Regions from separate parts of the Homo sapiens genome. Here all the other regions are linked to region 3. A link is a contact called in ENCODE Hi-C or POLR2A ChIA-PET data. All regions are on one chromosome and are shown on one strand. The core of a region is the stretch at or near the end of the contact, and the rest is flanking DNA. Distances in the headings are between cores, read along the strand shown.

What was found. Hi-C counts contacts between places; a loop is a spot of excess contacts on that map. ChIA-PET counts read pairs that join two places held with the same protein, here RNA polymerase II (POLR2A). Pooled maps may share reads with other maps.
Region 1: a pooled map shows a loop between it and region 3 (2.8-fold over the local background). The contact joins two enhancer-like sites. A Hi-C loop is called at or near these places in 8 of 168 maps with a recorded cell type or tissue (Right ventricle myocardium superior, aorta, endothelial cell of umbilical vein and 5 more), 2 of 37 single-sample maps with no recorded cell type and 8 of 50 pooled maps. POLR2A ChIA-PET finds 5 or more read pairs at or near these places in 2 of 52 experiments (OCI-LY7 and activated CD4-positive, alpha-beta T cell).
Region 2: a map of Right ventricle myocardium inferior shows a loop between it and region 3 (2.8-fold over the local background). The contact joins two enhancer-like sites. A Hi-C loop is called at or near these places in 5 of 168 maps with a recorded cell type or tissue (Right ventricle myocardium inferior, cardiac septum, colonic mucosa and 2 more) and 2 of 50 pooled maps. POLR2A ChIA-PET finds 5 or more read pairs at or near these places in 1 of 52 experiments (activated CD4-positive, alpha-beta T cell).

What each region holds. Positions count from the first base shown.
Region 1 is chr15:85,688,659-85,691,358 of GRCh38, forward strand. The region is part of intron 16 of AKAP13 (A-kinase anchoring protein 13); the gene reads left to right. Among named protein-coding and RNA genes, the nearest start is that of LINC02883, 69 kb to the right of the region's middle. Within about 2 kb of position 1,258, at least 31 of the 41 ENCODE cell types and tissues checked have a DNase peak (open chromatin) inside an H3K27ac peak, as active enhancers do; they include heart right ventricle, where a contact is called at or near this core.
Region 2 is chr15:85,729,058-85,731,757 of GRCh38, forward strand. AKAP13 (A-kinase anchoring protein 13) reads left to right here. Exons shown (of 37, transcript NM_007200.5): 30 at 1,456-1,650. Among named protein-coding and RNA genes, the nearest start is that of LINC02883, 28 kb to the right of the region's middle. Within about 2 kb of position 1,359, at least 3 of the 41 ENCODE cell types and tissues checked have a DNase peak (open chromatin) inside an H3K27ac peak, as active enhancers do.
Region 3 is chr15:85,503,826-85,506,525 of GRCh38, forward strand. All of the region lies in intron 2 of AKAP13 (A-kinase anchoring protein 13), which reads left to right. Among named protein-coding and RNA genes, the nearest start is that of AKAP13, 120 kb to the left of the region's middle. Within about 2 kb of position 1,431, at least 5 of the 41 ENCODE cell types and tissues checked have a DNase peak (open chromatin) inside an H3K27ac peak, as active enhancers do; they include heart right ventricle, where a contact is called at or near this core.

The DNA of each region.
Region 1 (2,700 bases), core at 8-2,507, 180 kb after region 3:
TAAACTGTTCACATTCCTAGGAGGGTAACATATTTTGTCTGGATCACTGGGTTTTGTATATAAACTTAAGAAATTGAGTCCTTGATCCTATGTCCTTTTGAGAATTATCACCGACTGGCATAAGTGATTAGATTAGATAAATATATTGAATGTGTTTGTGGAAGATGAGAGGGGATGCTAAACAGGAAGTATAGCAGGAAGACTGGCAGTTTCTGCTTTTGTCTTAGTATCTTTGAGAGATAGTGCTGTTTCCTGCTAAGTAATTTTGCGTGTTACAGAGTATTTAAACACTCATATGCATGGTGTTCGAGTTCACAAAGGGAGTGTGGAATGACCCTCTTCAAACCATCCTATCACACTGGTTTTCTTTTTTCTAAACCACAGTTACTTTTGCACCAACCTAATACTAAGCTTTCCTCTTTGTAGACAAACAAGAGGTGGTTAGAAATGTTTTAGACAAATCTATTTGATTTGAAGTAGGTATTTTTGAGTGCACAGGTTAAATTCCTGCACAGCTGCAAGTATACTACATGACTTTGTAACAGGACATTCAGTTACAGCTCCTAGGTCCTGTGGTCTGTATAAAAAAGAGCTGTACCCATAGGCCTTTCAGAAGTGCCTCCTAGAGTAGTGTTTACAAAGACTTAATTTTAAATGTAATTCTCATTCCTTCTTTGATTAAAGATCTGTAACATGACAGTTGTTTGATCATATCATGTTTTCACAGTTGTCCAGAGTGTTCTTTTTATTGTAATTACATGTATAAAGGGGTATTTTTGGAAAAGTGAAGAATCACCTTTGATAGTGTCCTAGTGCAGTTGTTACCTGCATCTATCCCTGTTAAATACCGTTAGCCTGTTTCTCCAGCACACAGCTAAAGCATTTTGCCAGTTGTTAAACATGGAAAAGTCAAACTTCAGAAAATAACTAGTCACCACTTTACACCAGGCAACTTCACTGAAAAGTTTTCTTATGAAACTCACTGCATTTTACAAAATGAGGAGTCTATTTTAAAATAGGTAAGATGTGTTCCTTAACTTCCCGTGTAAAAACTTGGCCTCAAACCTTGCTAGAGTTCTTATATTGCTGCTTAAGCACTGTCCACACACACTGTTTTTGGGGGGAGTGAGGTCTCGTTTCATTTCCTGTATCCTTTGTAACAAGGGTTGTTGGCTTTAGCAGCAGCATTCAAACAGTTAAGACTGTCTTAAGGAAACAAGCAGCCTCAGCCCTCCCTCCTTCCCTTTCTCAGCCAGTCTCTGGCTTCCTCTTACGATTTCACTAATGGCAGCTCAAAGCTGCTGAGCTCTGCCCTGACGGCATGCGCCCCCGCTTCTGTGAGAGCACGCTTCCTGGCATGGGGGTCGAATCATGTCGATAAAATGGGCTCGGTTTCATGAAGTACCCCACATAACAGTGAGATTCATAGGACCAAAGCATGGGGAGGTAAGAGCCTGACTTCTTTAAAGCACTAAATTCTAGTAAACACAGAAAGAGCCAGTGGAGTTGGTTGTTTTGTTTTGTTTCCATCCTGGGAAGAACTAATTTGGATTGTTGCAAAGGGAAGCTATTTCTTATTTATTCAGGTTTGAAGAGCATTGCAAGGCTTGAGAGGATAAGCTGGTTGCCATAAAAAGATTTTTTAAACGATTGAAGTATAATTTAACTTTCCTGAGCAAAAAAATCAGATGCTTTTCCATTTAACATTTTATGCATGGAAAAACCTTTAGCAAAATTTAGTTAAAAGAAAGAAATTATTTGAAAAAACCCAAATTTAGTTGTTGATTATTACTAAAGTTTTATGTACTTTAGTGATTACCAATTTTCACTCAGAACAGCTTCCTGTTTTGTAAAGTGAAGGAGTTTTTCTCCCTTCCTCTCTCATTATTTTTTATAGTTCAAAAGTGTAGTAATTTGGCTCTTAGATGTTCATTATATGTATTTGATTAACAAAAGACTTCACATGAATCATAGATCTAGCAATTATTTACCATTTCATTACAGTGGTTGGGTTCTGAACAGAAAGTCAGAAGACCTGGGTTCCCATTTTGACTGTGCTGATCATCTGTTGTGTGACCTTTTGCAAGTCAACCAACCTCTCCAGTCCCTGGCAGCATAGTGCAGTGTATGAGAGCTGAGCTTTACAGTCAGCCAGATCTGAATCTTAATTTCAGCTTGAGCAGTTATTGGCGTGTGGCCTCAAATGCATTATTAAACATCTCTAAGCTTCAATCTCTTCAGATGTAAAATGGAGATAATACCTAGTATTATCATTGGGTTGTTGTGAGAAAATACATGTAAATTGCTTACTACAGTGCTTAGCACGTAGTAACTGTTCAGATTTTTAGCTGTTATTTATTATCTTTATCCTCTACGTTGTAAAATGGGAAGCATAATGCTCACCCTGCCCACTTCAGAGTTATTGAGTCAGACGAAATGATGTATGTAGAAGACATTGATTCAAAATGTTAAGGCATTTAGTAGTTGTCATGATCACTGACTTGGGACACCCATTTTCCTGGAATTTTTTTAGGACATAACAATGGTATTGACAATAGGTAAAACCTCTTACCTTGTGAATGGTAGGTCTTTGTAGTCCAGTTGGTTTGAAAGGAAATTATTTCATTGATACTGATAAGCCAGCCAAGTACTCTGCCAAACAGTGCTTCTAAAGGACCTTTTATGGAGAGCATGGTTATA
Region 2 (2,700 bases), core at 109-2,608, 230 kb after region 3:
TGGGAGGCCACGGCGGGCGGATCACAAGGTCAGGAGTTCGAGACCAGCCTGACCAACATGGTGAAACCCCATCTCTACTAAAAATACAAAAATTAGCTGGGCGTGGTGGCACGTGCCTGTAATCCCAGCTACTTAGGAGGCTGAGGCAGGAGAATCGCTTGAACCCGGGAGGCAGAGGGAGGTAGAGGTTTCAGTGAGCCGAGGTAGCACCACTGCACTTCACTTCAGCCTGGGTGGCTGAACAAGACTCTGTCTCAAAAAAAAAGAGTCTGGTCGGTTGGTGGTAGGACAGAGTAAGGAGACAGAGTCTCTCACAGGTTTCCAAATCAGGTGACCTGGAAGATGAAGAGTTGTTGACTGAGAAAGAGATTCCACACTAAAGGGAGGAGGTAGTGGGCTGGAGAAAAGATTGGTTTCTCACGTGCTGAGAACAAGGCATCTCAGTAGAGGTGGCCACGTGGGCGCCATGGTCTGCTGCTAAGAAAGGGGAGGGTTTTTGATGGTTTAATGAATTATCAGCATATAGAAGGTCATTGAAGCCATGGGGATGAATGAGATCCTCAAGAGGAAAGTGGGTAAGGTAAAGAAGACAGCTCAGGCCAGGTGCGGTGGCTCACACCTGTAATCCCAGCACTTTGGGAGGCCAAGGCGGGCAGATCACCCAAGGTCTGGAGTTCGAGACCAGCCTGGCCAACATGGTGAAACACCATCTCTACTAAAAATACAAAATTAGCCAGGCGTGGTGGCACATGCCTGTAATCCCAGCTCCTTAGGAGGCTGAGGCAGGAGAATCGCTTAATCACTTGAACCCAGGAGGTGGAGGTTACGGTGAGCCAAGAGTGCACCATTGCACTCCAGTCTGGGCAATAGGAGCGAAACTTTCCGTCTCAAAAAACAAAAACAAAAACAAAAAAAAAAGAAGACAGCTCAGGATGGAGCTGAGACAGGAGCCCAGATAAGAGATTCCATTGCAGATGGCAGATCTGTAAAGTGTCCTGAGAAAGAATGGTAGGAAGAGAACTGGTGTCCTAAAAGCTAAAGAAGGAAACATGTTTTAAAGGAAGAAGTAATCATCAATGCTGGAAAAAACAACCTAAAAGACCTCATTGGATTCAGTCATGAAGTTGAGCTGGGAAAGCAGTTGCAGAGTGGACAGAAGCTAGAGAGTAGTGGGCTGAGAAGTAAACAGGGGACACGGGAGTGGAAGCAAAGTGCAGACTTGTTATGTCACAATTTCCATGGTTTGCCAGAAAGATCCAGAATGGTTTTCCAGATAGAAATCACAGAACAGAAACAATATTGCTGTCTTGATGAAAAAGAAAAGGCAGTGTGGGTGGGGAGGGTGTCCTGTCTTGTCACTTTCCATAAATTACCACAAGGTGGTGCTCGTGTCTTAGTCATTCTCGTAATTACTAAACACCAATCAAATCACAGATCATTTTCTCCTTCCTGCAGAACAACTTCACCAGAAGGACCAAAAAATCCTACTCTTGTTGGAAGAGAAGGAGATGATTTTCCGGGACATGGCTGAGTGCAGCACCCCTCTCCCAGAGGATTGCTCCCCAACACATAGCCCTAGAGTTCTCTTCCGCTCCAACACAGAAGAGGCTCTCAAAGGAGGACCTTTAATGAAAAGTGCAATAAATGAGGGTAATTAACATTCAGCATTGCCCCCTCTTCATCTACTCCCAGAGTGGTTTACACACTAATATTACCTGCCAGTTTTTACTTTTTTACTTTAAAGCACAAATGCAGAAAATTACCCAAAACAAATATTTCACTATAGTAAATTATCAGGTGAATATCCTTTTAACCACTACTCACATCAAGAACTTAAAGGGGCCCTGAAGCCCCTTCCTCCACATGCTCTGTCCCCATCACACCTCCCTCCCTCCAAAAGGAGCAGTTATTCTGACTGTTTTTTAATTAGTCACTTATGCTTTTTTTTTTTTTTTTTTTTTTTTGGCAGGATCTTGCTGCTCTGTTTCCCAGGCTGGAGTGCAGTGGTGCAACCTCGGCTCACTGCAACCTCCCCCTCCTGGGTTCAAGTGATTCTCTTGTCTCAGCCACCCAAGTAGCTTGGGACTACAGATGTGCACCACCACACCCAGCTAATTTTTGTATTTTTCACAGATACAGGGTTTCACCATGTTGGCCAAGCTGGTCTCAAACTCCTGACCTCAAGTTATCCACCCACCTTGGCCTCTCAAAGGGCTGATATTATAGGCGTGAGCCACTGCACCCGGCCATTAATCACTTACTTATATATCTTTATGGCTTAAGTGCCTACTCCTAGACATTATAGTTTAATTTGCTTATGTTTTTTGATATGCATCTTAAAATTCTTAATTTACAGTTCCCCCCACCATCTTTTTTTTTCCATATAATTTATCTTTGAACAATCTGAGCTTTTTGACTTAGAGAGTTTCCCACAGTTTGGATTTTATTCATACAGTCCTGTTGTCTGTTTCCTTCAGATTTGCAGCTGGATTCAGAGGCGTAATTAATTACTCAGACTTGATCTCTTTGGTAAATTGTGCCCTTATAGTGTTGTGTTCTTTCATTGAGGAGGCATAAATATCTAGTTGTCTCTTTTTTTGTGACATATAAGAAAAGATAAAAGGATAAATTCTTGATTATTTTTCCCCTCCATTTATTTACCAGTTTTTAAGACCATGAACATCTTCTGAAAGTGACCCA
Region 3 (2,700 bases), core at 181-2,680:
GTAGGAAGAGTGAGCCTTGAACATGTGTTCATGAATTCTCAGGGGCTTGGTATACTTGTAGCAAAGTGTTTGAGGAGAGGCTCTGTGAGGGAGATGATGCTGGAGGGGTCAGTGAGGGCTAGGTTTGTTGGGGGCTTTGTGTGCTGTGTGTTGAAGGGACATGCTCAGGCATAGGGCTTTATCAGGAGAGTAGCTTGATCAGATTGTATTTTGGAGACTCTGTGCTTCCCAGTGTGTGGAGGCCAGCTTAGAAGCCTGGAGTCCCAACTTAATTGATGACTTTGGAGAAAAACAAGAGAACTGAGGATAATAAATAACCAAGAAAGCTAGGTGAATAACTGTAAGATATAGGTGAGAGCAGAAGTCAGATCTTCAGATTTTAATGACAGAATGTCACCTTTTCAATCAGCAACAAAGTAGCCGAGTATAATCTTCAACCATCTGCTCTCTGGGAGAGGAGAGAGGAGAGGGGAAGGAGCGAGGAATGAGGAGCCAGAGAGATTGATTTTAGCTAATCACTTCTAACTCTTTCATTAAATTTTTATGGAGAATTAATACAGGCTGGGCGCAGTGGCTCGTGCTGGTAATCCCAGCACTTTGGGAGGCTGAAGTGGGAGGATAGCTTAAGCCCAGGAGTTCAGGACCAGCCTATGCGATGTGGTGAGACCCTGTCTTTACAAAAAAAAAAAAAAAAAAAAAAAAAAAAAAAAGAAAAAATTAGCCAGGCATGGTGGCGTGCATTTATAGTCCCAGCTATTTGGGAGGCTGAGACAGGAGGGTTGCTCAAGCCTGGAAGATCGAAGCTGCAGTGAGCCATGGTCGCACCACTGTACTCCAGCCTGGGTGACAGGGCCCAACACCCTGTCTCCAAAAAAAAAAAAAAAAAAAAATCCTTACATGTCTGCATTTTAGCCAAATATATGGTTTTGTTAGCAAAAGAGAGAATGTCTCTTTAAGTATTGACCTAATTAATAATTCTACCACTTCCAGAGAGTTGTGAAACATTTTTCAGAGGTAGAGACACTCTCGCTTGCTCTTTCTCGCTCTCTCTCTCTTGCTCTCTCGCTCTTGCTCTCCCTCGCACCCTCTCCCCCTCTCCCCCTCTCTCCCATCTCTCTCTCTCTCCCTCTCTTTTGCTCTCACTCTCTGTGTGTGTGTGCGCACATGTGTTTGAAAGCCAGCACCATCTGAACAATTTAGCTTTGCTGGACAAAAATAGACTTGAGAGGGAGAATTGTACATTGAAACAAGAAGAACTTACACTCTTACAATTTTTCAACACTCTCTTCCTTTTAAGGAATACTTCTCATTAAAGGGACCATACATTAAATTATATCCAAACTTGAGTAGTTTTAATTTCTTTTCTGTCTGAAATCCCTGTTAGAACAATCTCTAAAACTACTCCATAGACACAGAACTTGAGTAGATTTATTGAGCGCCATCTGCTGGCTTTGTTTTAATGGACCAAATAGGTGGTGCCTGGACATCTTTAAGAATTATCCTGTATCTTAGTGTTGCAAAATTATGAAGCTGGAAGACAGTATGAATTTGGGCTATGACTGGTAGTAGTATTTAAAATAATAGTTTTGTGTTGGCATTGAGAAAGGGGTATGGTTTTGGCAGGAGAATACACACAACCTGATTAAAAAAGAAGACAGGTTATAGGGATTTCATTGGCCAGTATCTTTATTGGGCAAAAGATTAGCCTAGTTTAAATAAAAAGTAACCTTAAATGCCAAATAAAATTCTTTAATATTTTCTAACAGTGAAGTCAACCTAAGTCTTTATCTGGAATGACTTTATGTAAAAGTCGATAAATTTCTTGGTGGATTTCTATTCGTGTTGCATGAGATACTTTGAGGTGTCTTTTAAAGAAAGATTTATAAAAATGGCTTTGTTGGCTAGTTTCAAGAATGCGTTTTATTTTGAGGGATGTGGATACTATCTTAGTATTTTCCTGCTGAGACAGATATAGGAAAAGCCCCTAGGTTAAATAAATAAGGGTGAAGCTGTTAGGTGCTCTTCTTGTCATTAGTCTTTTTGAATTTTAGTTATATTTTAAGTGACTTCTTAAGGGCAACTGAGCTAAAAATTTGGCATACCCAGACCATTAGACTCTAGATCTTTTAATTAATTTCTCATCCAGTCATCTTAAGTATTTAAGATGAATTGTAGAAAGATTGTCAGGCCGGGCGTGGTGGCTCATGCCTATAATCCCAGGACTTTGGGAGACCGAGGAGGTGGGCGGATCACTTGAGGTCAGGAGTTCAAGACCAGTCTGGCCAACATGGTGAAACTCCGTCTCTACTAATACAGAAAAATTAGCCGGGCACCTGTAATCCCAGCCACTGGGAAGACTGAGGCAGGAGAATTGCTTGAACCCATGAAGTGGAGGTTGCAGTGAGCTGAGATTGTGCCACTGCACTCCAGCCTGGGCAACAGAGCGGGACTCCATCTCAAAAACAACAAAAAAAGAAAGATTGTTTACAGAAAGAGAGACCAGAAAGGAATTCGTGCATTCATTTGGCCAACATTTATTGAGCACCTAGAACAACGAGACATACCTTTAGGCAATGATGTAGCATTGAATAAAACAAATATGGTCCCACCTCTCAGGAAGCTTACGTAACAGTTGGGAGGAAAGGGGAACTCAGATAAATACATAAATACATGCTTTTAGAATTTTATATATACATATAG